2 separate regions of the Homo sapiens genome follow, and region 1 is linked to region 2. The links are chromatin loops, found by intact Hi-C in ENCODE. Cell type or tissue: CD4-positive, alpha-beta T cell. All regions are shown on one strand. Each heading gives the region's core, and the rest is flanking DNA. Links, peaks and the distances in the headings are about the cores only.

What was found. Hi-C counts contacts between places; a loop is a spot of excess contacts. Peaks named below come from ENCODE experiments on the same cell type or tissue, not always from the same donor. Only the 100,000 strongest peaks of a DNase experiment are listed, where the experiment ranks them.
Region 1: it touches region 2 in a loop (13-fold over the local background); 6 of 110 quality-filtered maps call a loop at or near these places.

Annotation. Positions count from the first base shown.
Region 1 is chr20:5,047,942-5,063,560 of GRCh38, reverse strand. It overlaps a transcript of TMEM230 not described here. Among named protein-coding and RNA genes, the nearest start is that of SLC23A2, 54 kb to the right of the region's middle. RefSeq lists enhancers at 1,569-2,768, 6,586-6,635. In CD4-positive, alpha-beta T cell, for the core only: a CTCF peak has its summit at 6,688 (motif pointing left); a DNase peak (open chromatin) is centred at 6,550; H3K27ac peaks cover 617 bases.
Region 2 is chr20:5,180,918-5,196,029 of GRCh38, reverse strand. CDS2 (CDP-diacylglycerol synthase 2) reads right to left here. Exons shown (of 13, transcript NM_003818.4): 6 at 13,585-13,643; 7 at 12,887-12,969; 8 at 11,085-11,172; 9 at 10,204-10,272; 10 at 9,191-9,343; 11 at 6,844-6,963; 12 at 6,192-6,295; 13 at 1-5,928. The coding sequence ends at 5,796. Among named protein-coding and RNA genes, the nearest start is that of CDS2, 61 kb to the right of the region's middle. RefSeq lists enhancers at 2,930-2,979, 3,753-3,842 and a silencer at 5,411-5,480. In CD4-positive, alpha-beta T cell, for the core only: CTCF peaks have their summits at 3,305 and 3,506 (motif pointing right); a DNase peak (open chromatin) is centred at 3,539.

The DNA of each region.
Region 1 (15,619 bases), core at 3,107-11,106, 140 kb after region 2:
TCCCAGCACTCTGGGAGGCCGAGGTGGGCAGACCACTTGAGGTCAGAAGTTCGAGACCAGCCCAGCCAATATGGTGAAACCCCATCTCCACCAAAAAATACAAAAGTTAGCCAGGTGCGGTGGTGCACCCCTGTAATCCCAGCTACTCAGTAGGCTGAGGCAGGAGAATTGCTTGAAACTGGGAGGCAGAAGTTGCAGTGAGATGAGATCACGCCATTGCACTCCAGCCTGGGTGACAGAGCGAGACTCCATCTCAAAAAAAAAAAAAAAAAAAAAAAAAAAATTCATAGCAGCTACTTAGTGATTCCTGTTGAGGGGGATGGAGGAGGATTATGCAGTCCTCCCCTGGAGACTTTTGGTCCTCTGGGGCCTTCTTAAGCACTCAGATCCACCAGCCTCCCTTCCTCCTCCCCAGTTACTGCGTTGAGACAGGATAGGAAAAACTGCTCTAAGTTAGACATTCACAGTAGGACAGCCGTGGTGAGGCTTCACTGTCCTGGAGTCCATCTCTGAAGACACTGGAGTCTCTCAATGTCCCTCCCTCGTAACTTATGAAGGCAATATGGTGCTCAGAATGCAGGGAGCAGAGCATCTCCTCTCTCTGTCCCTGGAGACTATACTTCTCTTTATGTGCTTCAAAGCTAGTATTGTCTTCTTCATAGCTCAGTCTATAAACCAAAGCCCCAAGCCAGTGTTTCCCACATTGTATTCCATAGAATACCAGCTCTGTAGATATCAATAGGTAATATACAGTTCTGTTTAGGGACTGCTGATTATTTATTTATTTATTTATTATTTATGACAGGGTCTCACTCTGTTTCCCAGGCTGGAATGCAGTGGCACTGTCAGGGCTCACTGCAGCCTTGAACTCCCGGGCTCAAGTGATCCTCTCACCTCAGCCTCCTGAGTAGCTGGGACTACAAGCATGCACCACCACACACAGCTAATTTTTTGTATTTTTGTTTTTAGTAGAGACAGGGTTTCGCCATGTTGCCTAGTCTGGTCTTAAACTCCTGAACTCAAGCAATTGGCCTGCCTTGGCCTTTCAAAGTGCTGGGATTACAGGTGTGAGCCACTGTGCTCGACCTAGGACTACTGATTTAAACAAAGAGAAATTTACTTCTTTACCATGGGCATCCAGGTCTCTGTATTTTCTAGTGCATAAATTGACTTTTTTTTTTTTTTTTAATTGAGACAGAGTCTCACTGTGTTGTCCAGGCTGGTCTTGAACTCCTGGGCTCAAGTAATTCTCCCACCTCTGCCTCCCAGTGTGCTGGGATTACAGGTGTGAGCCTCCACACCCAGCCACATAAATGGCTTTTTTTTTTTCTTTTTTTTGAGACGGAGTTTCACTTTTGTTGCCTAGGCTGGGGTGCAATGGTGCGATCTCGGCTCACTGTAACCTCTGCCTCCTAGGCTCAAGCGATTCTCTCACCACAGCCTCCTGAGTAGCTGGGATTACAGGCACCCGCCATCATGCCTGGCTAATTTTTTTGTATTTTTATAGAGATGGGGTTTCACCATGTTGGCCAGGCTGTTCTTGAACTCCTGACCTCAGGTGATCTGCCCGCCTCGGCCTCTCAAAGTGCTGGGATTACAGGCATGAGCCACCACGCCTGGCCTATAAATGGACTTTCTAAGAGGAGGAAAAAGCACAGTGGTGCTTCCCAAACTAATCTGTAATAGAACCCTCTTAAGAACACCAGGTACCTGTTCCGGAACAGATGCTGTGAACCCCCTAATGCCCTATTTTCAAGTATACTCCTGTGAAGTCTTTTTTTTGGTTGAACTTTATTTAGCCAATTGTTGAAATTGGTCCTTTGCTCCATCCTCTCAGTGGGTTTGTATCATGATTCCCCAATCCAGTGTTTCAGCTTTCCCCTGAGATTCTTACTGTCAGCAAATCAGATCAGCCTATGACCTATGTTCTCATACAATGCATAGATAAGCGCTTGGAAAAGGACAGGAGCAAGGACAGAGCCATGTAGTGTGCCTCTGAAATAGGGAGGACACACACATTCATCCCATAGAATGGCTTTGATTGATTGATAAGGGCAGCCTAGGCTAGCACTTCCCAGCCTTCCTTGTGGTGAATCACCTGAGAATGCAGGATGTGACTCAGGGAGTTTGGGGTGGGTCTGAGATTCTGCATTTCTCACAGACTCCCAGGTAATGCTGATGCTGCCAGTTCGGAAACTACATTTTGAGTAGCAAGGTACTAGAGCACTGCATTGAAAGGGATCTGAGGCTACATCTGCACTCAGTGGCAAAGAGTGTTGTGATCAATTAGTAATGTCTGCCACAGGCAGAGAAATGAGCTGTGAATAATGTGCCATCTTTGCCCTACAAGTCTATGTTGAAAATGATGCATTATTCAAGAAAGAGGAGGGAAAAAGTAAGGTATTGATATCATAATATGTTATACAAGCATACAAATGAATGTCTTCATATTTTTGATAGCATAAATTCCAGGCTGTATTGTGTTTTTTAAAAGGCAAGTTTGGAGAATAAACTGTATACTACACTCCCATGTGTTTACAATAATCAATAATCATATACTCTGACAATGCCAAGATTTGACAAAGGTAGAGAGAATGCGAACATTTTTATACTACTAGTGAGAACATAAACTAATATGGCTTTGGAAAACTATCTGGTATTATCAGTAAAACTGAAGACACACTCTATAACCCAGGAATCCTTCTCATGCACATGTGCACCAAGACCCATGGATAGAAGTACTGCATGTAATAGCCCCAAGTTGAAAACTCAAATGTCCCCCAAAAGGAAAATTGATAAATTACGGTATATTCATAATGAAATACTACACAATAATGGAAATGACAAAACTCTAACTATATGTGGATGAATCTGAGAAACAAAATGTTAACTGAGAAAGACAAGACACAAAAGACAATACAGTGGGCCAGGCACAGTGGCTCACACCTGTGATCCCAGCACTTTGGGAGGTTGAGGCAGGCAGATCACTTGAGCTCAGGAGTTTGAGACCAGCCTGGCTAACCGGGTGAAATCCTGCCTCTACTGAAAATACAAAAACTAGCTGGGCGTCGTGGTCTATTCCCGTAATCCCAGCTACTCAGGAGGCTGAGGCAGAAGAATTGCTTGAACCTGGGAGGTGGAGGTTGCAGTGAGCTGAAATTGTGCCACTGCACTCCAGCCTGGGTGACAGAGCAAGACTCCATCTCAAAAAAAAAAAAAAAAAAAAAAGACAATACACTGTATAACATATGATTCCAGTCCATACATTTCAAAAATAGAAGAACCTATATTATTTGGGGATGTGTACACAGGTGCTAAAACTATTCTTTTTTAAAAGGTAAGGTAACAGGGCTGGGTGCAGTGTTTCATGCCTGTAATCCCAGCATTGTGGGAGGCCAAGGCGGGAGGATTGTTTGAGGCCAGAAGTTCAAGACTAGCCTGAACAATATAGCAAGAAGTCATCACTACAGAAGATTAAAAACATTAGCTGGCTGGGAGCAGTAGCTCATGCCTGTAATCCCAGCACTTTGGGAGGCCAAGGCGGGTGGATTACCTCAGGTCAGGAGTTTGAGACCAGTCTGGCCAACATGGTGAAACCCCATCTTTACTAAAAATACAAAAATTAGCCAGGCATGGTAGTGGTTGCCTGGCTACTCAGGAGGCTGACGCAGGAGAACTGCTTGAAACTAGGAGGCGGAGGTTGCAGCGAGCCGAGGTTGCACCACTGTACTCCATCCAGCCTGGGCGACAGAGCGAGACTCTGTCTCAAAAAAAAAAAAAAAAAAAAAAAAAAAAAATTAGCTGGAAGTGGTGCTATGGTCCCAGCTACTCTGGAGGCTGAGTGGGAGGATCCCTGAGTGGGGGTTGAGGCTGCAGTGAGCCATGATCAAGCCACTGCACTCCAGCCTGGGCAACACTGAGACACTCTCTCAAAAACAAAAATAAAATAAAGGCAAGGATAAAATAAAGGCAAGGATATGGCTATCACTAAAGTCAGAATCATGAGCATGTTTAGGAATAAGCTGGCTATGTTCAGGGAGGCACAGACAGGGGCTTTGGGGAGGGATCTTCTCACTTCTATTCCTTCAACTGGGTATTAATGAGTTATTTTTTAAACCTTACATACAAGTTTTTTTTGCATTTTTCTAGGTACTATATACAACATGTGCTATATACAACAGACTCATGTATATAAATGTGTATTTGTTGTTGAGAATTTTTTTTGGAAGGAGACACAGGAAATTGGTAAGCCTGATTACTTCCATAAAGGAGAACTGGGGTTGGGGTATCTGAATGACAGAGGCTGGGAGGTGGAAGCTGTAGTGAGCCATGATCACACCACTGCACTCCAGTCTGGGCAACAGAACAAAACCTGTCTCAAAAAAAAATAAATAGAAAATAAAAGAAAGAAAACAAAAATAAAACATGTAGTTTTGAGCCACTTAGATTTTGGATTTGTTTGTTTTTGTAGCATTACCTAACCTATACTTACTAAAATAGAGCCTTTGTTTTTTCAAGTACACTGTTTCATGAGGGCTTGAGCTCCAGGTTTATTTTCTCCTTCTTGTAAATTGTATTCTTATTACTATTATTTTTAAAGATAAGGTCCTGCTCTGTCACCCAGAACTCCTGGGCTCAAGCAATCCTTTCCGCCTCAGCTTCCAGAGTAGCTACCACTACAGGCATGTACCATCATGCCCAGCTAATTTATTTTATTTCATTTTCATAAAGACTGGGTCTCACTATGTTGCCCAGGCTGGTCTCAAACTCCTGGGCTCAACCTTGTCATCCCACCTCAGCCTCAGCCTCCTGAGTAGCTGGGACTACAGGTGTGCGACACCATGCCCAGCTAATTTTCCCTTTGATGAATATACCCACATACCTAGTTTTAAACATGTTCTCTCTAAGAAAAGATAGTTGACCATGAGTGACCATGGTGGGTCTGTAGGTGCCGGAAGGGTGAAAGTCAAATTCCTTTAAAGTTTAAAGGAAAACCCAAACTGGCAGTTCTCTGCAGAAGAGGACTGTCTTGCATACCTCCCCACAGGTAGACTCTTGGGTGAGGAATGGTCCGGCTCCCTGTGAGGAGAAAGAGGGCAGTAAATAGGAGAGGGACAAAGTAGGCTGGTGGGGCCTACTCAGTCATGAAGGGATTTTTCTTTCCTAGGTCCTCTGCGTCTCCTTCCTCATCTTCCTGAAGACCCTCCTAGTCCAGCCCTGGAGAGAGGATGTAGGACCTGGAGGAGGGTGTACCTATCCAAAGGAGGGATCAGAAATAACAGGGGACGCCAGGCACAGTGGCTCATACCTATAATCCCAGCACTTTGGGAGGCCAAGGGGGACAGATCACTTGAGATCAGGAGTTCGAGACCAGCCTGGCCAACAGAGCGAAACCCTGTCTACTAAAAATACAAAAATTAGTTGAATGTGGTGGTAGGTGCCTGTAGTCCCAGCTACTCAGGAGGCTGAGGCAGGAGAATTGCTTAAACCCAGGAGGCGGAGGTTGCAGTGAGCCGAGATCAGGCCACTGTGCTCCAGCCTGGGTGACAAAGTGAGACTCTGTCTCAAAAAATAAAAAGGAGGGGGGAGGGGGAAAGTGGGGGCATTTCTCAAGGGATGGGCCATGCATGCTTTCTAATAGAAGAGTCAGGCAGGTTGACTTAAAAGATTTAAATAAAAGGCCGGGTGCGGTGGCTCATGCCTGTAATCCCAGCACTTTGGGAGGCTGAGGCGGGCAGATCACTCAGGAGTTCAAGACTAGGCTGGCCAGCCTGGTGAAACCCTGTCTCTACTAAAAATACAAAAAATTAGCTGGGCATGGTGATGCACACCTGTAATCCCAGCTACTCGGGAGGCTGAGGCAGGAGAACTGCTTGAACCTGGGAGGCAGAGGTTGCAGTGAGCCAAGATTGCGCCATTGCACTCCAGCCTGGGCAATAAGAGCAAGACTCCATTTCAAAAAAATAAAATAAAATAAAATAATTAAGTGAATCTGAATATAGGCTTTTTCACATATCCCTGTTAAATTTGATTTTACTTGTTCAGTCCATCATTCTGGATCACAGAGATTGCCCTAAACCCTACTTGGTGTTATCATCTCTCTCTCTTTTTTTTTTTTAGAGACAGTGTCTCACTATGTTGCCCAGGCTGGTCTTAAACAATCCTCCTGCCTTGGCCTCTCAAAGTGCTAGGATTACAGGTGTGAGCCACCGTGCCTAGCCATTATTATCTCACATACTGATTGTTCCTTCAAGCTTAGAGTCATTTACAATTTGATAAACATTTCCTCCATTTTTTTCATTGATAATGCCACTGCAGTCTAGCCTGGGTGACATAGCAAGACCCTGTGTCAAAAAAAAAGATAACAATGTTGTAAGTCAGGCTCCCTAGAAGCAGAGCCTGAGGCGGGGATTCAGCTGCACGTGATGTCTTCGGGGAGTGCTCCCATGAGAAGGAAGTGAGGGAAGCCACATGTGACAGAGGAAGAAGCTGAGCAAAGATGTGGTTTTCATCTAGAATCTAGCCTTAGCATGATCCCACAGAGAGCTCAGAAGTATGAATAGCACCACAGTGTTGGTCTCACCCTGGGGCAAGAGGACCAGCCTTTATACAACAGAGTCACACAGCACTGTTTGCAGGCTGCTGGGGGTGAGTAACCTCCCAGACAAGGCGACCCCTGTTGGCCAAAAATAACTCTCTAGAAAATGGGGCAGTTGTGAGTCATTATCAACCATCACTCCCTGCAGCTGGGGGAAAGATGCACCAGGCAGCTGTATGAGCTTAATTGTGTCCTCCAAAATGTCATATGTGGAAACCCTAACCTCCAGTACCTCAGAATGTGACTCTATTTGGAGACAGAGCCTTTTTTTTGTTGTTGTTTGTTTTGTTTTGTTTTTGAGACGGAGTCTCTCTCTGTCGCCCAGGCTGGAGTGCAGTGGCGCGATGTCGGCTCACCGCAAGCTCCACTTCCCGGGTTCAGGCCATTCTCCTGCCTCAGCCTCCGGAGTAGCTGGGGCTACAGATGCTCGCCATCACGCCCAGCTAATTTTTTGTATTTTTAGTAGAGACGGGGTTTCATCATGTTAGCCAGGATGGTCTCGATCTCCTGACCTCGTGATACACCCACCTCGGCCTCCCAAAGTGCTGGGATTACAGGCATGAGCCACCGCGCCCGGCCGACAGCGCCTTTAAAGAGGTAATTAACTTAAAATGAGGCTGTTAGGTTGGCCCCTAATCCAGTCTGACTGATATCCTTATAAGAAGAGGAATTAGGACACACAGAGAGACACCAGGAATACATATGCACAGAAGAAAGACCATTTGAGGACACAGAGAGACTATGGCCATCTGCAAGCCAAAGAGAGAGACTCAGAAGAAACCCATCCTGCACGTGCCTTGATCTTGGACTTCTAGCCACCAGAGCTATGAGAAAACACATTTCTGTTGTTTAAGCCAAAGCTAGTGGTACTTTTTGGTAGCTTGAGCTGACTGAGACAGCAGATGAACAGGATCTGGATGGCACCAACAACATCCACTACATCTTTTTTTTTTTTTTTTTTTTTTGAGATGGAGTCTCACTCTATCATCCAGGCTGGAGTGCAGTGATGTGATCTCGGCTCACCACAACTTCCACCTCCCAGATCCAACTGATTATCCTGCCTCAGCTTCCCGAGTAGCTGAAATTATAGGTGTGAACCACCATACCCAGCTAATTTTTAGCAGAGACAGGGTTTCACCATGTTGGCCAGGCTGGTCCGATTTTTTTGTATTTTTAGTAGACACGAGGTTTCACCATGTTGGCCAGGCTGGTCTCAAACTCCTGACCTCAGGTGATCTGCCTGCCTTGGCCTCCCAAAGTGCTGGCATTACAGTTGTGAGCCACTGCGTCCAGCCTCCCCTACATCTTCATGTATGCTCTCCACCCAAATCATCTCTCCTTTCCTTCCCCACCTCCTCCCAAAAACAGCTCATTTAAATCTGTCTGCCCTCTCTTCATTGGGAGCTACAGTGCCAATTATAGGAACCAGCTAATTTCCTCTATCAGCTGCCTGCCCCAGACAGGAGCCAACCAGTTTTCCCAGCCTCCTTTCAGCACTTTTGACATCTCAATGAAAACAGTGCAAATGGGCTAGGAATGGTCTTTTGGTTGAAATGAGCCATAAACCATCAAATAATTGCACATGTTTCTATATTTCAGCCCTTAACCCACCATTGATACCCAGTTCTGACTTAGGGGATTTATGTGTCCTTGCCCAGTCTACAAAGAGCTTAAGAATTGTTCCCATGATCTCCATGGAGGGGCAGAGCATCACAAAGGGAAGGAGACAGAGTTGGCTAAACTTTCTGAGATGAGATCTTTAGTTATTAAATCATTAAGGTTAGTTTTCTTTCCAATGTTGGATGTTTCTTGTTGCAACACTAACTCTATTGATCCAGTTTCCACCTAACAGGGGGAATTCTCCAGCCTTCCAGTTGGCTGAACAAGTTTCCAAGGAGTGGACACCAAGTTTGCTAAGTTTAGGGTTGGTAAGTTTGAGTAAGAACTTTGGCTTTTTATCTGGGTGAAATTGGGAGCCATTGGTGAATGTATTAGATTGCTAGGGCTGTCATAACAAAGTATCCCAGACTGGATGGCTTAAACAACAGAAACTAATTTTGTCACCATTCTGGAGGCTTGAAGTCCAAGACCAAGGTGTCAGCAGGGTTGGTTTCTCCTCAGGCCTCTTTCCTTGGCTTGTTGAGATGGCAGTCTTCTTCTATAACTTCACATGGTCTTCCCTTTATGTGTGGTGTCCAATTTTCCTCTTTTTTTTTTTTTTTTTTTTTTTGAGGTGGAGTCTCACTTTGGCTGGAGTGCAGTGGCATGGTCTCGGCTTACAACAACCTCCACCTCCCGGGTTCAAGTAATTCTCCTGCCTCAGCCTCTCGAGTAGCTGGGATTACAGGCACCTACCACCAAGCCCAGCTAATTTTTGTATTTTTAGTAGACACGCGGTTTCACCATGTTGGCCAGGCTGGTCTCGAACTCCTGACCTGAAGTGATCCACCTGCCTCAGCCTCCCAAAGTGCTGAGATTAGAGGTGTGAGCCACTGCATCTGGCTTCTTCTTTTTTGTCACTGCAGCCTCGATCTCCAGGACTCAAGTGATTCCCCCACCTCAGCTTCCCAAATAGCTGGTGGGACTACAGGTGCACACCACCACGCCCGGCTAATTTTTATATTTTTTTATGGAATCGGGGTTCTGCTGTGTTGCCCAAGCTGGTCTCGAACTGCTGGGCTCTAGCGATCTGCCCACCTTGACCTCCCAAAGTGCCGGGATTACAGGCATAAGCCGCTGCACCTGGCCTCCATTTTCCTCTTCTAATAAACACATAAGTCATACACATTAGACCCCACCCTAATGACCTCGTTTTAACGTAATTGCCTCTTTGAAGACTCTATCCCCAAATACAGTTACATTTTGAGGTACTGGGGCTTAGAACTTCAACATATGAACTGAATTGGAGGGGGACACAATTCAGCCCATAACAGAGGGTTTTGGACAGAAGAAGGACTTTGTAATGTCTTAACTGACTTTTTTTATAGTAAATAAGAGAAATGTGGCTGTGTCCTGCCCGGCTCCCAGGCAGCCAGAGCTAATGGTTATCTCCCTTGTTCCCTGAACATCGCTGTTATCCTGTTCTTTCTTCAAGGTGCCCAAATTTCATATTGTTTAAACACACATGCTTTACGAATAATTTGTGCAGTTAATGCAACCATCACAGGGTCTTGAGGCAACATACATCTTCAGTTTACGAAGATGACGGGATTAGGAGATTAAAGTAAAGACAAGCATAGGAAATTTTAAGAGTATTGATTGGGGAAGTGATAAATGTCCATGAAATCTTCACAATTTATGTTCAGAGATTGCAGTAAAGACAGGCCTAAGAAATTATGAAAGTATTAATTTGGAGAACTAACAAATGTCCATGAAATCTTCACAATTTATGTTCTTCTGTCACAGCTTCAGCAGGTCCCTCTGTTCAGGGTCCCTGACTTCCCACAACAATAGCAGAGACAGGGTCTTGCTCTGTTGCCCAGGCTGGAGTGCAGTGGCATGATCACAGCTCATTGCAGCCTTGAACTCCTGGCTCAAGCAATCTTTCTGCCTCAACGTCCAAAAGCACTGGAATTACAGGTGCGAGCCCCCATGCCTGGCTGTCATCTGACTTTTTTAAAGGACCACTTAGGCTGTTGGGTAAGAAGGCAAGGGTATCAGAGCAGAGCCCACCAGGAGATGACTGCAATAATCCAGAGGAGAGAAGAGGGTGTCTTGAGTAGGGGGATAGCAGTGATAAGATGCAGATAATAAGGGGGATCAGATCCTGAAATATATATATATACTTTTTTTTGGAGACTGACAGATATCCGTTGAGGTCAGGAGTTCGAGACCAGCCTGGCCAACATGGTGAAACCCCATCTCTACTAAAAATACAAAAATTAGCTGGGCATGGTGGTGGCCACCTGTAATCTCAGCTACTTGGGAGGCTGAGGCAGGAGAATCACTTGAACCCAGGAGGCAGAGGTTGCAGTGAGCCAAGATCATGTCACTGCACTCTGGCCTGGGGGACTGAGGAGACTCCATCTCAAAATCCCAGCTACTCAGGAAGCTGAGGTGTGAGGATCACTTGAGCCCAGGAGGCCAAGACAGCAGTGAACTGAGATTGCACCACTGCATTTCAGTCTGGGTGACAGAAGGAGGCTCTGTCTCAAAACAAAACCAAATAAAACACACACACACACACAGACACACACACACACAAATAAAGGCAATGCGTTAATCTGCGTGGAAATGAGAGGCATGTTATTTGGGAATGTGAGGTAGCCATCCAGTGATGTTTAACAGATGTTTTTACAGCCAACTTTCCAGAAAAAAAAATGCATATATATTAATATACACGTTTATTATAAATTTTTCTGATATAAGGGATATATGGTATACAATTTACAGATGATAAAATATATGTATTTCTCCTTTTTTCCTTTTCCTTTTTTTTTTTTTTTTGACGTAATGTCTCACTCTGTTGCCTAGGCTGAAATGCAGTGGTACAGTCTCGGTTCACTGCAGTCTTTTTTTTTGAGACGGAGTTTTACTCTTGTTGCCCAAGCTGAAGAGCAATGGCGCGATCGCGGCTCACCACAACCTCCGCCTCCCAGGTTCAAGCAATTCTCCTGCCTCAGCTTCCTGAGTAGCTGGGATTACAGGCATGCAGCACCATGCCAGGCTAATTTTGTGTTTTTAGTAGAGATGGGGTTTCTCCATATTGGTCAGGCTGGTCTCAAACTCCTGACTTCAGGTGATCCGCCTGCCTTGGCCTCCCAAAGTGCTGGGCCTCCCAAAGTGCTGGGATTACAGGCGTGAGCCACCGCGCCCGGCCTGCAGTCTTGACCTCCTGGGCTTAAGTGATTCTCCCACCTCAGCCTCCTAGTAGCTGGGACTCCAGGCACGCACCACCACACCCAGCTAATTTTTTTTTTCTTTTTCTTTTTGTAGATATGTGGTTTCACTGGTCTGGAACTCCTGGGCTCAAGTGATCTACCCACAGGCGTGGATTACAGGCATGAGCCACCTTGCCCAGCCTAAAACATACATTTATTTCTAATTCCATATAGCAAGTTGATTCTAACGGAATGTTTTCATTGATTTTTTTTTTTTTTGAGACAGAGTTTCACTCTTGTCAACCAGGCTGGAGTGCAATAGAGTAATCTCGGCTCACTGCACTCTCTGCCTCCCAGGTTCAAGCGATCCTTCTGCCTCAGCCTTGCAAACATCTGGGATTAGCCGAGATCGCACTGCTGCACTCCAGTCTGTGCAACTGGAAACCCTGTCTCAAAAAAAAAAAATACTAGTGAAAATGTTGATAAAAGTATGTCATATCTGTAGCTGTAGCCTTTGCATTGGAATAGCATGAACAAACATTTGAGGAAATGTTCTTCCAGTGTTCATAATCTTTTTTTTTCAGCAAAGAAGTTCTCCTACCTCTGATTAACAAGTGAAGTTCTGAAATATATAGCTCTTGTTTTACTTTGTCTTCTTTGATAACATACATGAAAATATCAACCAACATTCATGTTAGATACCAGAGTTCAGCAAAAATCAGTGAAAGTGGCCAGGCGCAATGGCTCATGCCTGTAATCTCAGCACTTTGAGAGGCCGAAGTGGGTGGATCACTTGAGGAGTTCAAGACCAGGCTGGCCAACCTGGTGAAACCCCGTCTCTACTAAAAATACAAAAATTAGCCAGGTGTGTTGGTGTGCACCTGTAATCCCAGCTACTTAGGAAGCTGAGGCAGGAGAATTGCTTGAACCCAGGAGGCAGAGGTTGCAGTGAGCCAAGATCATGCCACTGGACTCCAGTCTGGGCAATAGAGCAAGACTCCATCTCAGAAAAAAATAAAATAAATTAAATTAAATAAATAAGCCCGGTGGGGTGGCTCATATCTGTAACCCCAGCACTTTGGGAGGCCAAGGCAAGCAGATCACAAGGTCAGGAATTCGAGAACAGCCTGGCCAGTATGGTGAAACCCTGTCTCTACTAAAAATACAAAAATTAGCTGGGCGTGGTGGCGGGCACCTGTAGTCCCAGCTACTTGGGAGGCTGAGGCAGGAGAATCGCTTGAACCTGGGAGGTGGAGGTTGCAGTGAACCAAGATCGCACCACTGCACTCCAGCCTGGGCGACAGAGTGAGACTCTGTCATAAATAAATAAATAAATAAATAAATAAATAAATAAATAAATAAAAATAAATATAAATAATAAAAAATGAGAATACAAAAATTAGCTGGGCGTGGTGGTGGGCGCCTGTAATCCCAGCTCGGCAGTGAGCCGAGATTGTGCCACTGCACTCCAGCCTGGGCAACAGAGCAAGACTCAGTCTCAAAAAAAAAAACAAAATTATAAAACAAATAAATAAATAAAAATAATAAAAACATACAAAAATTAGCTGGGCGTGGTGGTGGGCACCTGTAATCCCAGCTCAGGAGTGAGCCAAGATCATGCCATTGCACTCCAGCTTGGGTGACAGAGTGAGACTCTGTCTCAAAAAAAATAAAAAATAAATAAATAAAAATAAAAATAAAATAAAATCTTTCCCAAGCCCAGGGAGCTTATTCTTAGAGAAGGGGGAAGGATAACGGATTGAGCAGGCATTCCAAAAAGTATTACAACACACTTGGTAGACAAGGAAAAACTCTGAGTCCTTTTAAAAGCAAGCCGAACGTCACACATGGAGAGATGACTGAGATGAAAGGACAGCAGGATAAGTTAGAGGAAAGTTGGATGATATCAAAAAGGATTGCAGGAAAACTAAAATTCAAGAATAGCATTAAAATCCATTTTGGAGGATGACCTTTAAAAAAGCTTGCCTGGAATGTGACAAAAAAGAACAGAGTAACAGACGAAGAGGATCATAGCAGGCAGAGAACACAAAGCTGGGTCAGAGACACAGTGGAAATATCCTTTCTCCCTTTTCTTTTCTTGACATTATTTTGGTTTTGTTAGAGGTGAGGCTGGTGTTAGAGAGGCCAAATTTTGACGATGATGAAAAAGCCGAGGGCACTGGGGGGTTTGGGCTCCAACATCCTTATTCCACTGAACCACGACCCTCAACTGCCTATCCCTAGACATTTCATTATGTGAGCAAAATAAACACCTATTTTAAGTCACTGGTGTCTGAGTTTTCTAAAACATGAATTTCAGACAATTCATGTTCCCTGAAATCCCTAGCTGATATGCTAGCATTCATATAATCAGTGTTTCTCAGGCGAAATCAGAACAAAAAGGATTAAGCCTAATAATTGAAACTATAAGAGAATAAAATTATCCTGAGATAAAGAAATATGCAGATCAAAGAGTTTACTGTCTGCTGAATGAAATTAGTGAGAAGATCTACATTTAAACATGATTCACCAAGGCGGGTGGATCACTTGAGGTCAGGAGTCTGAGACCAGCCTGGCCAACATGGTGAAACCCCATCTCTACTAAAAATACAAAAATTAGCTGGGTGTGGGTGCACTTGCCTCTGATCTCAGCTACTCGGGAGGCTGAGGCAGTAGAATTGCTTGAACCTGGGAGGCGGAGGTTGCTGAGATGGCATCACTACATTCCAGCTTGGGTGACAGAGCAAGACTCCGTCTCAAACAAACAAGCAAACAAACATAAAGACCATTCAGCAAAGTATCTAAACTGTGAGAGGAAAAAAGATAGGATCCATGTAGAAATGATGGGAAAAACAAGAAAGAAATATATGTAAGCTGGCCTTAATACCAACCTCTACAAGAGTTTTATGGGGTAAAATATTGCGACTCAAGGATTTTATACCCAGTTTATATTTCATGTGTAAGGGCAAAAGAACATTCTCAGATATTCAAGGGCTAAAAAAAAAAGTCTATCATATCTAGCTTGTAGTAAAATACTATGCAAGGCTGAGGCAGGTGGATCACTCGAGGTCAGGAGTTTGAGACCAGCCCCGGCAATATGGTGAAACCCCGTCTTTACTAAAAATACAAAAATTAGCCAGGTGTAGTGGTGTGCGCCTATAATCCCAGCTACTCAGGAGGCTGAGGCAGGAGAATTGCTTGAACCCAGGAGGTGGAGGTTGCAGTCAGCTGAGATCGCACCACTGCACTCCAGCTGGGAGACAGAGTAACTCTGTCTCCAAAAAACAAACAAACAAACAAAAATTATGCACCTTTTTTTTAAACATGGAAATTTTTAAGGTAAAAATATGGAAAGATTCCCAAGATACATACTGTTACGTGAGAAGAAGCATGCAGAACAGTCTGTACATCATGCTACTGTAAGAGTTAAAATCGGGAGAAAGCAAGAATCTGTATTAATACTAGCTTGTTTATTCATAAAGAAAGGAAGTGAAACATAAGAAACTAAGAATTGTGGTTAATGGTTGTTGGAAAGATGGGAGACAAGGCTGGGAAGAAGGCTAATTCTTCATATATTTTGATGTGGCTTTTGAACCATGTAAAAGGATTACCCATTTGGTCCGGGTGCAGTGGCTCCGCCTGTAATCCCAACACTCTGGGAGGCCAAGCCGGGTGGATTGCCTGAGCTCAGGAGACCAGCCTGACCAATGTGGCAAAACCTTGTCTCTATAAAAATTATAAAAAATTAGCTGCGCATGGTGGTGTGCGCCTGCAGTCCCAGCTACTCAGGAGACTGAGGCATGAGAATTACTTGAACCCAGGAGGCGGAGGTTGCAGGAGCGGAGATTGCACCACTGCACGCCAGCCTGGGCGACAGAGCAAGACTCTTTCTCAAAAAAACAAAAGTATTACCCATTCAAAGATTAAACTCGAAATACTGTATATTTTTATTTTTAATTTATTTTTATTTTTGTTTTTTATTTGTATTACCCATTCAAAAATTAAACTTGAAATACTATTTTTATTTTTTTATTTTTTATTTTTTAGAGACAGGATCTCACTATGTTGCCCAGGCTGATGTGCAATGGCTTAAAATAGTTGTGTGTGTGTGTGTGTTTTGGAGACAGGGTCTTGCTCTGTCACCCAGTCCGCTGTGCAGTGGTGTGATTCCAGCTCACCGCAACCTTGAACTCCTGAGCTT
Region 2 (15,112 bases), core at 1-8,000:
TTTCATGGATCCTGTTAGCCAACACCATTCCTTCAAAGTGAGGCAGCCTCCCCTTACACACACGTGCCCCAACTCCCCACCCCCATTCAGAAAACTAAGTTCAAGAAACTCTTTTCATTAAGTCCTGTGCCTGTTCTCCCTTCATTCATGAGTCACCCATTTGAGTCTTTGCTAACCTAGAATCCGGCAGAAATACCTCACATCATGTGTCCTCAATGGGTCACCCACTTCTACCCGGTTACTACTTTTAGAAGGAAACATGAAGCTCCAGATTGGCTGCGTCATAAGGATGTGGGCAGAACTTCTAGGCTTTTAGTCTACATAATCCCCTACAAAGCAGGTTTCTGTTGTCCCCATTCTTCTCTTCTTGGCCCCTGAGGACATCCACCCATACAGGGAACTGCTGCAGGCTCCTGAGCTATGTGCACAGAAGACAGCCCTTGGCCAGAGCGGGAAGTGGGGTCCAGAGCGAGTCACAGACAGGCCCTCCCTGCCCAGAGTGGAGGTACCACCAGACAGGAGGAGATGGCCTTCCCACAAGCAGTCCAGACTGTGGGCAGAGGAGGTGAGCTGGATTCTCAGGCCAGCCATTCTCACTAAGAACAGAACTTCTGCACACCCCCATGTCCTCTTGCCTCGTTAGGGTGGCCTCCTAAATGGTGTGTGAAGCACCAAGATGCTGTAGGGGATGTTAAGGTTGGCGTGCTTCTCTCGGAGGGACCCAGACTGTGTGCAGGGTGGTGGCAGTGTGGTGGCTGACAATCCCATCTCTGGCATTGCACCAACGGAGGTCAAACTACCAGCTGAGCTCAACAAAAGTAACTACCATTTATTGAGTGCTTACTATGTGCCAGGCATGGTACTAAATGCTTACATGCATTACCTCGTTATATCCTCACAACCACCCCAGGAAGAAGGTACTATTATCAGACCCAACTGCCTTCAAGGTAGAAGCTTAGAGCAGCCTAGAAACCTGCCCGCACCTAGGGTGATTTGATCCCAAAGTCTGTCTTAACCACTGCTCTCGGCCTCAGTCATACTGCCTCAGTTTCCTCATCTATAAAATGGAGACAACAATACCTAATCAAAGGCTGTTTTCTGGATTAAAAGGGATAACGTATGTAAACCCTTAGCACTATGCCTGGCACATATTAAGCACTATACTATTGCAATCCTTATTAATAAACACACTGATATCTCATTGGCTCAAGAATAAAAAGAGAAGGCGCCTCAGTAGGTAGGCATTTGATGGGAAAAGGAAGGGGAGGGTGGGGGAGGAGACAGGGTCTTTAAACAGCCAACAAATTTGAAACCCACTGGACAAAAAACCCTAGACTTCACAAACTCTGCCCCTCTATTCTCATAAATCATCCGCATGTCCTCAAAATCCCAACACTTCAGCATCCAAAGGATACCTCCTAAACTGCACTCAAAGTGCGTTGGGAAACATGGTCCCTATACAAACAGGTGACAGCCTTAATCAAGAGACAGCCCCAGATGAGAACAGCCTCCATCCACCTGAGAGGCCAGGTAAGGCCACTGCTGGTCAACCTGAAAGGGAAGGGCGCATTCAGATGGCAACAGCAGCCAGGACTCTTCTGAGAATAGGGCCCACCTTCTGCAGGGATGTGGATAAGGAGAGTCCAGGCCCAAGAGAAGGTGGGCCAGGCAGAGCCCTGAGATAAGAATCCTTCGTGACCACTTGGTTTAAACCCTAGCACCCCATGCAGGTTGTGGCACAAGGCCCCCACCCAACAAGAGAAACTGAGTCAGGAAGTGAGAGCTGTTCATCTCTTTAAAAACTGGAAGCTGGGCAGCTGCGTGCAGGGTGATCAAGGGAAAAGGAAGTTTGTTTTGACCAAGTCAGGGAAGAATACGGGGCTCTGCCTGAGTATTAGCCATCATCTTCAGGCCAGAGTTTGTTCCACCTGCTCTTTGGAGTCCAGTGTTCCAAAGCACAAGTGAGAGTCCATCCGCGGCTTACTGTCTTGCAATGTGTCCATAAAAGTCACCTGGACATCCTCCCCACCCTGACCTCAGAAGAACAGAAACCTGTTCAAGTGAAATTGTCCTCCCAACTCCACCCTTTTCTTAGCACATAATCACAGTGTGCAAGAAAGGTGGGCCCAGATATGTTACTCTGGAAGACAAAAGACAATAGTGCCTAAGATATTACTAAAACAGGAAAAGGCTTCAGCAGTGACATACCACATTTAGTAGGGTGATGAAAATCTACCCCCTTGGACATGCAACTAGGACTGGCTTTGTAACTAACAAGACCCCTGCTTCACAGTTTTCTGAGCAAGGACACTCTGTCTCAAGTCACTTATACTCTCCCACTACCCGACTCTGTCAATAGTGGAGATGAACCTGAGCTTTGGGAAACATGGTCCCCATACAAACAGGTGACAAGGGCTGAGCCAAGGGCTCACTGACAGTGTGAAGATCTCAACTCAAAGATCCATTCAAATAAGGCTCCAGTCAACTCAGCAACTAGCTCAGACCAAATCACAAGGTCTGTGTAGTCTCCCTTAAAACATATTTTTGGGATTTTCTTGCATAATATAGGTCAAGTTACAGTGGAAAAAAATTCTATAAAAATGGATTCAAAGTCCACCTGTGTAAAGTCAAAAGTTGTATCCTCCCCAATGAAAGAGATTAGTTTCAAAGGATGTGAAACTAGTTCTCATACATTATAGGGCTGTACAATACTAAGAGTAATTACATTTTAAATGCAAAATACTGTAGCTACTAAAATGCCCAGAATATGAAACAAGTTGCCTAAGAGGGTTTCACTTTCAGGAGTAAAACATAAATGGAACCTTTCTGAATACTAAAAGCAGTTAAGAGGGCAGCATGCGCACACACAAAAGGCAAAGACTCGGTACCCTGTGAGCGGTCATGAGCAGAGCTCCCAGGGGCTGGGGGGTGCCCATCAGCCCTGGTTTCTATGACCCCCTTGTTCCACCAGGCAGGAGCCAACAGCAATTTAAGCTCCAACCTGGCTCAGGCCAGGCCTCCTGAGCTAGAGGGAAGGAAAGCTGCAACACCTCGGTGTACTCACACGACGTTCACAAAAGCAAGCAGGGCTGGGGGACCCTCCAGGTGTCCTGTGGGTAAAGTGCAGGATGGAGTGAGTCCTGACTCCACCACACTATCCTGGGGAAGCTCCCTGCCTGGTAAGGTGCTCATGACTCTCACCCGAGGTAAGAAGGCTGTTGTGAGAATGTAGGGATACAAGTTGGAAAGCAAAGCAAAAGTCTCTGAATCAGGACTATGCAGTATTCATGAATACATAAACAAATGAGAAGCATAAAACCATGCATGGAAGTGATAAACAGGGAATTCACGACAAGGGAGGGCACACAGTTGCAGTCACATTTTATTTCTGACCAATAAAAAAAAAATGGGTCTAAAGCAAGTGATGCCATTCATGAAGATTTGAATGTACACACGTAAAAATGGTTTCTTGAATCTTGTCTGTGAATAGGAAAGAGAAACATTGTGCTATATGGACACAAGGTGGCAGTGCTCTCCTAGCTACCTGACAAAAAATCCTCATCTCCAGAAAGCATGCAGGAGAAATCAGAAAATAAAACACAAGCTGACCCTCTGGCCTGCCTGCTAGCAGCTCTAGTGCGCACTCAGCTTCGGCTTCCTAGACCCCCCTTCCCCACCCCACCCCCACCAAGTAACCACTTCCACAAAGGAACATGATGAGCCTTGCCCAGTATGCTCGGCTCCCTGATCCCAAAGGCAGCCCTATTCAAGAGCAGGTCTCTGCAGCCAGGCCCCAGCTGAGACTCCCTCCTCTCAAGGAGCCCACCATATGCCCACAATGGGACAAAAGAGACAAATGAGGAGCCCTTTCGGTATCTAGTTTGGTGATCCAGGTTCATTCTTCAATCTGAAAACTACAGTTTCGTTATTGATCACCTTTACTGTTCGGGTGTGCTGCTGAGATACCTACTCACCTTAAGGATAAGCATGTAAGGGCCTGAAAACACTTCCTGTTTGGGGGGTGCCCAGGACCTCACTTAATGAGCCTCTACCGGCATGAACTTGCTCAGCCAGAATCACAGAAGAGTGGAATTGGGAGTAGCTCCGAAAAAGAGGCCCTGGAGAGTGATGCATCCTGCCAGTGACACAGCCAATACTGAAATGAAAGCCCTTGCGATAATATGTTTTGTTTTTAAGGGGCCTTGGACCTGAATAAGAGAAGCCACGAGGCTGAAATGGAAATAAAAGTTCAGCGGAAAGAAGCCGCTTCAGCCCCACACACATATGGGAAGTCACTCAAGGATGTGTGAGCTGAAACATCCCGAGGGCTCCATCCTCTGCTGGACACTCTAGAGACCTGGGCTGACTGTGCACTTTCAGGGAGGCAGTGAGGCTAATTTACAAACAAAAACACCACAAACCAGCACTAGACCAAGGTGCAGAAGCAAATCATTACACCCTCGTTGGCAATGAAAACATCCACGGCACGGAATAGTTTGATATATTTGGGTGCCAAGTTCTCTCTCCCGCACTCCATCACTTGTTGGCCTGACAAAGAACTAATCTGTCTTCCCAAAGTCAATCTCACCCCTGAAATTAGGGAGGGGAAAAAAAATCACAGTTTAAGCAAACAACAACAACGAAAGGTCCCCCAGTACAATACAAACTACATTTAAACTGGTCACATTATATAAAAAGTGTGCATTTAATCTTCAAAATAGTCAAGGCTCTAATCAGGTTAGGTTTTCCATAGTTTTAAGCAGGACTTTGTGGTTTTAGTGAAGAAGTCATGGTGCAATTGAAATCACTGTAAGAAATAAGTGACTTTTAAAACAAACACAGACACACACACTCCTCTTAAGAGTAATATATACACAACACAGCAGCTACATGGGTGTTCAGGCAAAGGGTGCATGAACGAGAAGCCCTCTGCTCCCTGCCCGATGAGAAAGTCCCCAGAAAGGATTCAGCAGCAGCAAGTCTACAGCACAAACATGGATGGCATTGTCCCTGAAAACACACAGTTAGGTGGACCTACAGGAGACATTGGAGCCTAGACATGTGGGAAAGGGCTCAGTTACAGTACATTCTACTGCATACACTTGAAATATTACAGTGTGTTTTTTCTCCAGACTATTATAAATAATTTTTCGTGCTTTCTGAAAAAAATAAAAACTGAAACTTTCAGTCTGCGATGAAGGTGAACCCATCTTATAAAGCAGAGCTTACTTACATTCTGCAGGATTTTGGTGTGGATGCATAGAAGGCTTACCTGGTTAGTAAGCCTCCATTCCTCCGACCTACAGAAGGCAACCCTTCTGCAGCTCCAAGCAGGGATTTCTAGAAAAGACCAGGTGTACAAAACATCTAAGCTGTGCCTCCCACCACAGGTGGGGAAGTCCCCTGATTTGGTCAGACACAGATGAATGTCTGTGTCTGACTGAGCCCAGAAACAGTTCAATTGATGGGGGCTGGAACCACCAAGAAAACACTCCTGACCTGGGCAACACTGTCTTCCAGATTATTAATACTTTTGTTTTAAAAAAATCCAAATGGTTTTACAACCCGTGACTTCTTTCCAACTCAAAGCTGTAGTTTACTTACAACACAAATTCTAAACACATAGACTGTATATACAGATTTTTTGAACCCACAAATAAAAAATACCCTCCAAAAAAAAAAAAAAAAGACAGTGAGTTGAAGCCTCGTCATTGTCTAAGTCACACCAGCTGGGCTTGCCTTGGAGACCTGCCCCTGCTCAGTTCTGTTCCTGTTCTCCTGGCCCTGGGTGGCCCCTACTCGTCCTCTGTGGTGGATGTCAGCATCCCTTTGTCGATCAGATGAGACCGCAGCGTGTTGAAGATGTGGAGCTGCTGATCTGGCCGTAAAGTCAGGAACTGCTGAATCAGTTTGCTTGGGTTAGGGCCTCTGGAACAGAATGTGAAGAAACAGCACTGAGCTAGGGCCCGGAAGCTTCCAGGGCCTGATTATCTGAGTGGCTGCTCTGATCTCTGGATCAGAGAGTTATCTATTAACAGATGACAGGAGGCCTCAGAAAATCTGTAAGCAGAAACAACTGAAAACTGCATTATTTGGGATGCTTTTCACTGGAACTTAGATGCCGCTAAAATTCTAGAATTGCACCGTACTTAAAAATCCACCAACTTGGTTCAGATGGAAAGGTACTATACCTGATAAAACTGGCGATGTATACATTGACAAAGGTGGCCATCAGATACTGGCAGTCAAAGCGATCCATGATGCCTCCATGGCCAGGAATGGTATTGGCAAAGTCCTGTTAGAGGCAGGGGAAGGATGGGTGAACTTGGGCTCAGCCACTAACCAATCCCAGCCTAATGGTCCCACCCCAATGTCAGGCTTCTGTGCTGAGTAGCTGAGGGCAATAGAAGGTGAGAAGTATGAAATCTAATGGTGAGGCTATATTAGGACACAATTTTATTGCATTACAAAATGTTCTTATTTCATTTACTTAATAAAGACAGGAGTCTTGCTATGTTGCTCAGGCTACTTTCTAACTCCTAGCCTCAAGTGATCCTCCCGCCTTGGCCTCTTAAAGTGCTGGGGTTACAGACATGAGCCACTGCCTGGCCCAAAATGTTCTTTTGAAGAAAGATATATTAACAAATAAACTGAAAAACAACGATTGCATTTTCCTGAAAATATTGTTATTAATTAACTCACCTAAATTCAGTGCATGGGTCAAGATCACACATTAAATGCCAGGGTGTACAGCCTAGTATTTTGGAGGGGGCAGGGAAGGGGGAGAAAGGCAGAAGATGGGTGAGGGAGTGAGATGAGAGGAACGTAAGACGGTTTTCCTACTTTGATTTTAAAGGCTCGTTTGAATCCACTTGCGAAGAATCCTCCAAAGGGGCCAATGAGCGAGGCAAAGGTGGAGAGAGCGATGCTGTGAATCTGGAAGGGGTACATCCGGACCGTTTTCTGAGAAGAGTAAATGAAGTAAAAGTTTAGGTGCATACATGCCCAGTGTTACGGTTTGAGTTGTCAACTCATGTTGAAATTTGATCCTCATTGTGGCCTCACTGGGAGGTGATGCCTAGTGGGAGGTGTTTGGGTCACAGGGGCAAATCCCTCATGAATGGCTTGGTGCCTTTCTCCTAGTAGTGAGTTCTGTCAAGAGACTAGATTAGCACTGGCATCCCGAGGGAATGGGTTGTTATGAAGTGATGAAGCCCCTGGTTTTGCCTCTTTGCATGTGTCTGCTTCCACCTTTGACCTTCTCCGCCATGTTACAATGCAGCATAAAAAGCCCTCACCAGAAGCCAGGCAGCAGCCAATGCCACACTTCTCACACTTCTCAGCCTGCAGAAAGAAGCTAAGTAAACCTCTTTTCTTTGTAAATTACCCAGCCCCAAGTGTTCTATCAACACTAGACAGACCAAGACATCCAACCTCGTAACTCTTTATGAAACTAATTATATACATGTAGGTTTTAAATCAATAAGAGGAGTGAATTTTTCCCATTTTGTAAATTTCTAATATCTAAGTTAATGGAAAACATTAAAATATTCTGCATTCAATCTGTTGCAACATGCTGTTTTGGTGGAAGTATATAAAGAAAATCCAGCCGTACGCAGATACATAGTTGAAAAGAGTATTTTAGTCGTAGCCTCAGATGGTTTTGGGTATTCTCTGACACTACACCAGAGCTTGACAAGTAGTCATTTCTTGAATATTAGGTGTGATATGGAATCTAGAATTCTATCAATGGACTTTGTTCTCTCTTACATTAAAATCCATTGGTCTATCTTATACTTGAACGGATCTTTTACCCATGCATGACTATATAACACCATGCATCAGCCATTTAGAAAATAATGGTTCACTGAGTTATGTAAATCTTCCAAATGTAGACACATTTCATTATACCGTGTCAAATATGTTTGTGTTTTTTCTCATGTGATCAACACACACACACACACACACACACACGTACGTTAAGAATCATCACAGACCTCATCAGAAAAGGCTTTTAAGTATTAGGAAGCTGTCAAGTTCACAGTGGCAGGTTAAGCTTTCCAAAATTCTAATTTTCATTTGAAAGCCAAATTTTATCCTTGGTAACAATTACTGTCAGTCATTTTTCTTTTCTTTTTTTTTTTTTTTTTGAGACAGTCTCACTCTGTCACCCAGGCTGGAGTGCAGTGGTGCGATCTTGGCTCACTGCATCCTCCGCCTCCTGGGTTCAAGCAACTCAACCTCCTGAGTAGCTGGTAGCTGGGATTACAGGCACACGCCACCATCCCCAGCTATATTTTTTTGTATTTTTAGTAAAGACGGGGTTTCGCCATGTTACCCAGGCTGGTCTGGAACTCCTGACCTCAAGAGATCTGCCTGCCTCGGCCTTCCAAAGTGCTGGGATTTCAGGTGTGAGCCACTGTGCCTAGCCTCAGTTGTTTTCTTTAAAGTGATAGGCTCACTTCATCCTTTTCAAGAAAAATGTCTGCCAAATACCCAAGTCTGAAAAATTATAATTTGTTGGTTCTTTCCAAGTAAAATTTACTTTCTTTTCTAAAAAAAAAGCAGCTAATTTAGCTCACAACTCAAACAACTGCACACATGCTTTCCCTTTAGGCAAGCACTGTACTACAGTACTTAGCAGAAATGTTTTACACATACTTTCCATTTCAGTAGAGAGTGTTAAAAAGGTGTGTGTACAAAGGTCAAGATTTAACAAAATTAGTAACTTTACTATTTCATAGACATTCATTAGAACTGGCCTGTTTGTACTGTGAGTGTGTGGCATGAGGAACCCACTGCCTTAACGCAGTTTTAACCACTGCTGCTTTTGCGCCGTATCACAGCAAATGTCAACACATTGAAAAAGGAAAATAATGTCATAGTCTAATTATGAAACAGTTGTGACCTCACAGACCCCCCCACCCTACCCCCGCAACTAAAAGGATCCCAGGGCCCTCCAGGGATCCACAGAACACACTTTGAAAACCACTGGTCTAAACAATCTGATGTTGGGGGAAAGCTGTCCTGCCCATACCCTGACCTGGCGTGAGCAATTCTCCTTCATCCTGGGGCTTACAGCTTTGGGAAGGAGGAAGCTAGCTTTTTTCAGAGGGCAGGTGATGGAGGGGGATCTCTCTTTGTAGCCACTGTCCATGGAGGCCGCTCACCCCCTGTGAGTGGCACATACCCAGCCAATGACTGACTGGATCACCCCAGGAATGTTGTACTCCTGCAGGCGAAACAGGTCCGAGGGCTCACAGTCCACAGTGAAGCTGTTGGTGTCATTGTTGTACTCCACAGGGCAGACAAAGCATCTGTACCCGGACATCACATAGGACAGCTGAGGAGGAATAACAGAGAGACCGGCAAGGAAGTAAGTTCCAACCATCCAGCCCAGACACAGGCACCTGGTTTGGCCATGTTCCTGAGGGTGCCTAGTACCCTGCTAACTGCGAGCTATGTGCTCAGAGGTTCATGTTTTACCATACATATTTTACCTCAATTAAAAAAAAAAAAAGAGGCTCATGACCCACCAAGGTTACATACAGGAACCCAAACACCCAGGCCCCGAAAGAATCCGGGAAAACCTGAAGGGACTGGGGCAAAGAACTACAAGAAGACTCTCCCCATTTGGGGAGCTAGGACCACTTTCCTCAAGATCTCTGAAGTCAGTGATAACTGGAGAGAGGCCATGGGGAAGGGGCACAGTGAGAGGCAGATCTCAGGAGGAACAAGGCTGGAAAGCAACAAAGCTGGGCGGTGAGCACTGAAGGGCAGCCAGACAGTGCTGAAGAAGGAGGACTGGCCCAAGGGTCAGAAGCAGAGAATGGTGCTCTGGAAAGGGCAGGAAAATCACCCACCTCTGGGCAAGGCACACATAGGAGAAAAGCTGTGTATCTCATCTTCCCTTGGGTGCACTCACCCTGACCTTGGAACATCAAATGCCTGACAAGAAGGCTACCTGCTGATGTCACCATGCCTGGGCGCGAGAGGGCATAGAAGGTGCTCTCCAACTGCTAGCACCCTGCCTGAAAGCTGGTGGATGGCTGGCATGGCCAGTGGCCCTCTTCAGGGCAAGGTTGCCATTCAGCAGGACAGTCCTGGCCTCCAAAGACACTCTCCAGCTCTGGACAGGCCTTGGAAGGTGGTATGAGGCCTCTGTCCACCCAATCCCTTACACAGCTGAAAGCCACCACCTACCAGAAGGCCAAACACCACAGTAGCAAAGAAGCCCCCAATGAAGCCTTCCCAGGTCTTCTTCGGGGACAGCTGTGGACAGAGAGCAAGTTCTCAGCAAAGGGTGTTTTGATAACTATAGCTTTGCGAACAATGATTACTTGTTAAGAACCTTTCTTTCATAAAACCCCATTCTCTTAACCATGTCACCTTTTAAAGCTCCCCCAAATATGGTTTCCTTGTTCCCTATCTTATATCCTCCTCCCTTTGGTTCCCTTTCTGTTTCAATCAGTCATTCGAATAGTTTTATATTAGAAAACGATATACTAATTAAGTGACTACACTCAAATCCAGATCAAAGTCCCAAAAAATGTGTCCCCAAAAAAGATTATATAAATCTGTAAAAATATTTTCCTTTCTTTTTTCAAGACACGATCTTGCCCCATCACCCAGGCTGGAGTATAGTGGCACTATCACAGCTCCTTGAAGCCTCAACCTCCTGGGCTCAAGAGATCCTCCCATCTCAGCCTCCCAAGGAGCTGGGACTACAGGTGCATGCTACCACCATGCCTGGCTAATTTTTAAATGTTTTAGTAAAGGCAAGGCCTCACTAAGTTCCCCAGGCTGCTTTTGAACACCTGGCCTCAAGCAATCCTCCTGCCTCAGCATCCCATAGTGCTAGGATTACAGGCATGACCCACCACGCCCAGCCTATTTTCTTTATTATCTTTTTTTTTTTTTAATCAGTTGTCAGTGTTTTCCTTTGGCCTTTCTCCAGGAAGACATGAAGACATGGCCACAATACAACACAGCTAGATTTCTTCTGTCTGCCAGGCTGATCTACTCACATTGAGAGCACCACCCTCCCCTCACAGTGGTATTTCACATTAGGGTAATCCATTTACCTTGATGAGTGGGGTCCGACCAAAGAAAAAGCCAAACATATAGGCCATGATGTCATTACAGATCACACAAGATATGGGGACAATGAACCTAGAAATGAACCAAAGTAAGGATCAACTCAAGCAAGGTGACAGTACCTCAAAAGTACACAAAATAGTGCCATTCTTAAATTCCAGCACCAAAATCACCCATAAAATTCTGGTAACCCATTAAGGAGTAAGTTAAAAACATAAAAAATACCAAAAAAGTCATACCTAGTACCTAGCACAGAGTACATATTCAAGTGTTTACTGAATGACTACTGAATAAGTGGAGGTTGCAAACTAAAAGGTCATCTGTCCTTTTTTCATGATAAAGAAATATACGTAAACAATGAGAGAAATTTAATTGTAAAAGGAACAAAAAGTTTTCCTTCTTTCTCCCATCCCTATCTCCATTCCCAAAAATAACCACTTCTAATCGTTTCTAATTTTTATTTTTCTAGTGGTTACCTCCCCAATTCTAAATAGTATGCTTTAATGACTCTTTCATTATTTACTGACTTTTCTTGCTGTTTATTACTAGCTCTAGTTGGCCCTATCTTTCCCCAGGACTGTATTTGAGTGTGAAACCCCAACACGCACAGCTAGATTTCCCCTCTGCCCACTCCCCTGCTGATCCAGTCATCCTCACTATGAAAGAGGTGGTTTCCACACTTGTTCTCTCTCTCCTCACCCTCCACTCCCTGACACTGACACTTTTTAAAAAGTTCTTTGATTACAGGTTTGTTTGTTTGTTTCTGTTTTTGTTTTTGAGACAGAGTCTCTGTTGCCCAGGCTGGAGTGCAGTGACACAATCTCGGCTCACTGCAACCTCCACCCCCAGGTTAAGTGATTCTCCTGCCTCAGCCTCCGGAATAGCTAGGATTACAGGCACCTGCCACGCCACCACACCAGCTATTTTTTTGTATTTTTAGTAGAGACGGGGATTTCACTATGTTGCCCAGGCCGGTCTTCAACTCCTGACCTCGTGATCCGCCTACCTTGGCCTCCAAAAGTGTTGGGTTACAGGCGTGAGCCACCGCGCCCGCCCTTTAACCTTTTCACTAAGATCACCTAGCTGCTTCAGTTGGCCAGTGATTTCTATCAATGCTGATACATGAAACCACTGCATTTTTGGAATAAAATCCACTCGGTATTTGCATATTATTCCCTTGACACACTGCCAGATTCTATTTGCTAGTATTTTATTTAGAATGATTTATCTATAATCGTAGCAGAAATGGGTTTATCATTCCTGCTTCTCTCTCCTCATTGGCTTTGGTATAAAGGTTAGATAAAACTCAGCTGTTAACCCATTTGGTCCTGTTTCTCTTTCCAGATATGGAATCTTACATAATTTTCAAAGCTCATTTACAGTTACTGATCTATTCACGTTTTCTTCTTCATGACTTTTAGTATATATTTTGTCAGGAAATCATGAATATTTCCTCTAGGTTTTCAAATCTGTTGCCATACATGTTGCATTGTCTTTGAGTCTTTAAATATTCCTGTACCTATTAGTCTAGAACAGTGGTTCTCAGAGCATAGGTCCTGTCCAGCAATATAAGCACCACCCAGGAATGTACTAGAAATTCAAATTCTCAAGCCTACCCCAGATCTAATGAATCAAAAAGTCAGGGGTGGGGTCCAGCAATCTGTGCTATAATGAACCCTGCAGAGGATTCTGATGTGGCTCAAGGTGAGGGCCACTGGCTTAGAGGGGGGTATCTGTACACGAGAAACACTCACAAAATAAAAGGGAAAATCCAACTCCCAATTCTCACCAGATCATTCCTTCAAATAGGTTGTGGATAACAAGATGTGACTGTGTTACAACAATCAGCAATGTCACATGGGTCCAGCCAAACTGCAAAAAAAAGAAAAATAAACACTACTTACCAGTTTACCTTGAAAGTAACTTCAAAGAACAATCAATACCAAATAGAAAACTGCTGAGAAGCAGGTAGGAAAAATATCTGCTTTTGTATCTGACTTATTGAAAGTGAACAGGTAAGATCAGGCTTCTGAGAGTAATACTTTGTCCCCCACAGCCCACTAGTGAGTGAGCTCTCCCATGCTCTGAAAGCCTGGGTATTTTTCATTTTCTTAGTAGTTATTGAGCACCTGGAGCACTCAGAGAGGAGCTGTTCTCTAGTGAGTCAGGGAATAAGTGGTAGCAAGTGATGTACCAGACAGGACATCTGTGGGCAGTGTCTGAAGCTTCAGCTTGTGCCTTCTCTGGAGCCCACCTCAGGGTCCTAGTGGAGAGGCTGCTTAAGGTGTAAGTAACAGTGACTGGGTCTAAGTCAACGTAGAGCCATTAAACCTAAATGGGCATTCTTCCTTCATGCTCTAGATGCATACATATCAGACCATGTTCCTGAGTTTTGATTTGTCACAGAAAGCATGAAAGGCTTGTTGAGTTCCTGAAAAACTTCATTTAAATCAAGAATTCTGACACACACGCATGCATTTCCTTTACCATGTAGAACTGCAGTCGATAATGCTTCTTGACCAGACTCAGTACAAACATGCAGAATCCTAGTTTGAGGTGGGAGGAGAAAAGAAAAATGAATTATGTTCTGCATTTATCTTTGCCCTCCTTTAGCTATGTTAAGTGGTTCTTTGGCTAATTTATTCCCAGCAGCTAACCAGTGCACAATGTCAAAGCCCAGGGGAGAAAAACATTACCCAGATAAACAGTCACAAGGAAAAAATAACTCCTCCCAAACAGTAAAAGGAAGGCAATATTTTATAATCATGCAGACCACACTAAACTTAGAACATGGTTCATCAGATAGGAATGTTTTATTCCTAGAACATGGGCCAGCAAACAGTGGTCAGGCCAGCTGCTTGTTTTTATAAATAAAGTTTTATTCAAACACAGTTATGTCCATTTGTTTACATATTGTCTATGGCTGCTTTCAAGCTACAACTCAGCAGAACTGAGTACAGTCATGCTCTGAACAACGAGGTTCTCGTCAACAACACACCACATACACAACAACAGTTCCCTAAGGTTATAATACCCATAGATTATAATACCATAAGATTTACTAATTACCATATAGTACCTTTTCTATGTTTAGATACACAAATACTTACCATTGTGTTATAATTGCCTACAGTATTTATTTAGTAAGGTAACATGCTGTACAGGTTTGTACTCTAAGAGAAATAGACTACACATTATAGCCTAGGTGTGTAGGAGGCTATACCATCTAGGTCTGCATAAGTACACTCTACAATGTTTGCACAATGACAAAATGACAACAATGCATTTCCGAGAACATAGCCCATGGTTAAACGATGCATGACTGTAACTGCAAGAGACCCTATGGTCCCCAAAGCCTAAAATATTTACTGTTTGGAACTTTAATAAAAAGTTTGCTGCCTGTTGTGCCTACAGAGTAGCAATTCTTTTATTCCTTTACTTTCTTAATAGACTTGCTTTCACTTTCCTCCACAGACTCGCCCCAAACTCCTTCTTGTATGAGATCCAATAACACTCTCTTGGGGTCCGGGTCTGGACCCCTTTCTGGTAACATCTTTCTGGTGAACCCCAAAGGGACAATACTGAGGAGACCCCCAACCCAAAGGAAATAGACTGCAGCACTGATTGGCTGACTTTGGTTTTTTTCTGCAATTTAGACTGCTTGTTCCTGTGAACCAACCAGTGATCTCTGGCTGCAGCTCAGAAGAAACAAGAGGGATTGGTGATGTAAAAATCTGAATCAGTATTCTAATTCTGGGAACATATTGCAATCAGCTACCGACCCCGTATCAGCTTGGTTCCAACAATTACCCAGTTCATGGAAAGCCTTCTTTAGTTTACTTGGGATAGTTTTGCTTATTTTGCTTTACTGATATGGAATAGTTGTACTATTTGTGTAGGAATGCAGGATAAGCTTACTCAATGTTCTCTTAAACACTTACAAAATCTTCCAGATATCACTTTGTGTCCGAGCTGTGAATAGCCCTAACCATACTGACACTTTCTGACTGAGCTC